Linked DNA regions of Homo sapiens: region 2 is linked to region 1. A link is an interaction called in ENCODE POLR2A ChIA-PET data of the cell type or tissue named here. Cell type or tissue: Panc1. All regions are shown on one strand.

The links. ChIA-PET counts read pairs that join two places held together with the same protein. Peaks named below come from ENCODE experiments on the same cell type or tissue, not always from the same donor. Only the 100,000 strongest peaks of a DNase experiment are listed, where the experiment ranks them.
Region 2: POLR2A ChIA-PET joins it to region 1 with 28 read pairs; 4 of 35 experiments call an interaction of 5 or more read pairs at or near these places.

The regions. Positions count from the first base shown.
Region 1 is chr5:124,713,468-124,715,967 of GRCh38, reverse strand. The region is part of intron 2 of ZNF608 (zinc finger protein 608); the gene reads left to right. Among named protein-coding and RNA genes, the nearest start is that of ZNF608, 32 kb to the left of the region's middle. In Panc1, no CTCF peak of the experiment used is centred here; no DNase peak of the experiment used is centred here; H3K27ac peaks cover 2,146 bases.
Region 2 is chr5:124,615,952-124,618,451 of GRCh38, reverse strand. No RefSeq gene overlaps it. Among named protein-coding and RNA genes, the nearest start is that of ZNF608, 130 kb to the left of the region's middle. In Panc1, no CTCF peak of the experiment used is centred here; no DNase peak of the experiment used is centred here; H3K27ac peaks cover 2,099 bases.

The DNA.
Region 1 (2,500 bases):
GTTTCACCGTGTTAGCCAGGATGGTCTCCATCTCCTGACCTCGTGATCCGCCCGCCTCGGCCTCCCAAGGTGCTGGGATTACAGGCGTGAGCCACCGCGCCCGGCCTATATTAGAGTAATGCAGCTATAAAATATGAGAAAAATGCATTAAAAGTTATGGAGTATGGTTTTCATTACGTAAGATATGTATGCATAAGTAAGGGCTGGTTGGTAATATTAAAAATAAAAATAATGATAACATTTGAAAAGATTTTTTACACCACTTAAAAATAATATTTTCTGTTTAAAAGCAGTATACGTACATGTATCTATGAGCTTTATGAAGTGTGTATATTACCATTATGGCAAAAAATAAGCATGCATTTTTTAATTTTAGAAGATAATAGTTTTTCTTGACTGATTTAAATCATGATTCAAATCAACTTGATTTAAATGTAGTCTAGATAATGCTAAAACTATATTGCAGGTGTTTGTCAACTAGCTAGAAATTATTTTAATGGTTAAGGGAGTGCATAATAGAAATAATTATTTTGCTGCAGATATGGCAAGCTCTGTCACCCGTGGGGTGCTTGTACTTGGATATTAGACACATTTGTAAAAATAAATAATAAATATTCTGGAAACGTGATGCCAAGAGAGCGTGATCCTGTTTACCACCCCTGCTATCCTTCATTTCTTTGTGGCATCATTTTTTTTTGTGTGTTAAAGAGTAAATGAGCTGACTTGGTAACTGTGCAAGAATAAATGGTTAATAACATTTATTTTTATTTACATTTGGGCATTCTTTTGAGACCATTTTCATAGAGGTTGTTTCATTTAATTCTTGAAGTACCCCTATAAAATAGCTGAGGAAGCATTTTCATAGAGTCCATTTCATTTGATTCTTGAAGTACCCCTATGAAATAGCTGAAGCAAGCATTCTTAATTCTTATGGATGTTAACACTAGAAGCAGAAGATCCTGATCTCATTCTTAGGCTGGGATTTCTCCTAGGATGTCAGCTTTTAGAAGAAGAAAAATCACTGTTACCTCCAAATAAAATCTTACTATGTAGTTGGTTCTAAAGAACCTTAAATATTCAATTATAAATTCATCCCCAGGTATTTTGAAGTGTTTCATTTAATTTGAAAACTGTCATCTGGTTTTCAGAGACTACAGCAGTATGTTTTTAATGTGTTGGTTTAGCCATGTGACAAATTAAGCAAGCCCTATGAACATGTGTTACTGAGATTGGTATTGGCAAGGACAATAATAACTAACATTTGTTGAGCACTTATATGATAGAGATACTACGACGGGCTTTATGTAGGATCTCTTGTTTGATATGTCTATTACATTAAATACAATTAGGTAATACTATAATCTCCACTTTATAGGTGAGGAAATTGAGGCTTAGAAAGGTTAAGTAAATTTTCAAGATTATACTAGTAAGTAAATGATCTGAGATTGAAGCACAGAGACCACACTCCTATTTATTACACTATATTACCCAGTTCAAAAGCATTAGTGAGACATGTGATGTGTGACATTGACCTGTCATCCTCTGTGAGAAGTAGCTTCTGGGACTGATGGTCTTAGTTGTGCATCCATGACTAGACTTCTGGATGAAAGAACTCCAAGTTTCTAGGAGGGCTTGTTTCATTTCTAGTCCTCAACAGAATGTGTTTGAGAACTTGATTTTTTCATGTAATTCATTCACTTATGGGGCAATTAAGATAAAATATCCTGGTTTTCAAACTGAAAATGTTACCAAAAACACATTGCAATTACATAGGATGGTTGTTTCTTCTTTTGGGAATAGAGACGTATCATAGATTGACAATGTTGTTTTTTTTAAAAAAGTTTACTTCTTTGTCAGCTCCGTGAAGGGAGGGATCTTGTCTGTCTTGGTTGTCATTAGCACCCAGCACAATGGCTGGTATAATAAAAAGATGTTCAATAAATATTTAATGTTTTATGTTATGACTGCTTAAGTTAGAACTGGAATGTGGCTCCTCATATCTCTTTTGGTTTATGACTCCTAGGTTTTTTTAAGAGAGTTAGGTAGTAGTAGGTACATTTATTATTATTTTTCATTCAGAGATGGATCTATATGTTTACTTTTAAAATCTCCTACACTTCTGTCCACTCCCTACTTCCTTTTTCACTTCCTTCCTGCCCTGTTCCAACATACTGTTAACTTCCCCTCCCCCTCTCCACCAACAGATATTAACGTCCAAGAGTGAACCTAAATGAGCTCTTGAATTCAGTAGAGCAAGGATTGGCAAATTTTTTCTGTAAATGGCTGATAGTAAATACTTTAGGCTTTGCAGGCCAAGAGGCAACATCACGGATATTATGTAGGCACTTGGATAACAAGAGAGAAAACAAATTTCCACAGAATTTTTTAATTGACAAAATTTAAAATCCAATGACAATTATTGAGCACAATTTTTGGTAATACAGATCTACTGATGAGAAGTATGAAATTCTTTTTGTGGGAGAGAATAACATTCCACTTA
Region 2 (2,500 bases), 98 kb after region 1:
TAGGAGGAATTCTTCACAAACAAAATTACTTCGGGGGAAAAAAGGCCATTGGAAGGAAAAGAAAAACCTAAAATTGTGGGACTTAGATACAATACGGGATACTTTAAAAAGCATCTTTTCCTTCAGAAAGATTTCTAGTTTCTGTGTTACTGGTTGGGCTCTAGGGATTCATGAACCCATCTGAAATAGCAAGCAACATCTTGCATGACATGGTCACATAGGCATTTTTCTGCAGGAAAAGATGTTTAGTTTTAATGAGATCCCAAAGACACCAATGAATGAAAAGTTTAAGCAGTACTACTAAGGATCCTAATAGTTTACTGTAACTTTTGTGTGGGTAGGGTTGTGGCCATTTTTTGTTGTCCCTGCCTGGTGTCCATTTCTACTTTCTTTGGTAACAGTACCTCAGTGTTCCTTTGGGGGACTGCCCTCCTTCACTCTAAGCCCAGGCGAGCACATGGCTCAGGTGTGGTTGATAAGCATACTCTACCCTTCTGGCCATAATGTGTGGTTCAGGAAGTGGGCAAGTAACTCACTATAGGTCTGAGATTTTGCTGAAACTATTAGGAAAGAATCATCTTCTTTTTATTGCAGTTGCTGAACAGATATAATATAAATCTGGGTCTGACAGGGACCTCCATGGGGTAAGAGCTTTTCTGAAAGTGAAGCTAGCAGGCAATAAGATTGAGCCAAGAAATGGAAGAAGAGAGTCATGATACCTTTTTGAACCCATAAATCCGGTAGTGTCTAACAGTCTCCTTCTGTACTTTTTAGTTACCTAAACTAATAAACACACTCTTCTTCCACTCCTTTGTTTGTTTACTTAAATGAGTTTGAGTTGGGATTTTGTCACTCAGGTGACAGAGTCCTGAGTGACATCTCTGTGTATATATATGGTTTTTGAATATGTGTGAGAATAGCATGTACAATTTGGCATGCGTTGCAACATCTACGAGTTGTGTGGGAGATGTAATTTACCATTTCGCATATTTAAGTCTATTGACATAAGACACTTTTTAAGGGACTAAAAAAAAACTTTTGTTTTCCTAATCTGTAATTATAACTTATGTTTTGTCCTTGGCCTACCTGGTTTTTCTCTTAAAAAATGCCCTTCTGCCAAAAATGACTTTCATATTCATTCATATTCATCTGGTATTTTAAGTCGGCAGTGTGGATGTCCCCATGGTACCCTGTGACCCAAAGAAGAAAGTGGGAGAAACAAGACAAACTGGAGGGCACCTGAGTGTGACTTCAGGATTTTTCTTATTTCTTTCATTTGCAGTAAGCAAGAAAGAGTGCTCGTTCTATTTAACCCAATGAAGTTAGAAGAGAGAACAAAGAATCATTTTGAAAAATCTGCTGATAGTTCTAACAAAATAGGCTCTCTTATCTAAGGCTCAGTCACAACAAAGATGAAAAAATTCTTTTATGTGCTCAAGTACTTTTTCAGTTTTTGAAAAAAATCAATACCATATTCACACTAACGTTTGCTTGGATAAAATATTGACTGTAGACATGTTCCTTTGAATCCTTATGTAAAAGCGCCCATCTTAATCATCAGATGGGTTCTAATTGTCCCCCCTCCCCTCTAACAGAAAGAGTAATGAAATGACAGCTAAAAACAGAACTATATAGTTATTTTATAACTGGCACTAACAAATTTCGCCAATTACAGAGTCCATTCTGTAAACAATGAATGTGTGGCTCCCAATTAATCTAGTGCACCTCCAGGCAAGGTCTAAATCAGCTGGATACAGCTAAAGCAATTTGCACACAGCTAAAAGCAAATTGGAAAATAAGTGTTCCACGCTGCTGCCTATCTTTCCAAGCCAAAGACACAATCAGTATTCTGGCAGAAGCCCTCTGTCATGTTATTTGCAGCTATCAATTTTAATTATAACAATTATTGATTAGTTAGGAAAGCGAATAATCTGAAGCTCAAATGAATGACTCTGCAGCTTCAGGTCTCCTTCCTGTTTCTTAAGGGCTGTTGTTATGAGTCCTACTTAAAGATCCCACCTGCATGTCTGGACTGTTCTACCCCTACTTTTCCCGCCCCTCCCCACTACACACAGTTTTAGTTTTCCAAATCAGAATAAAGACTGCTCTGACCTGAAATAAAGCTTGGCTAGCATCTTATTTCTAATCAGAGAATTTAGAGACAAAGAGTGTTTGGAGTTCAAGAAACTATTTTATCTCAGTTGGGTAAAGAAGGAAGAAGAGAAATTCAATAGAAGGAAAGGAAAGTAGAACTGTATGTAAGAAAGAGAAGAAAAATGGTCACTAAGTTGTTAGATGAAACCAACAAGACAATGTGGTTTCATGAATGAGAAAGAAAGGTAAAATTTGGGGTTAAAAGGCCTGAAAGAATCTTTCCCTTAAGATATAAGTGGGAGCTAAATAATGAGAACCCATATGGGCATATAGAGGGGAACAACACACACTGGGGCCTTTTGGAGGGAGGAGGTTGGAAGGAGGGATCAGGAAAAATAACTAATGG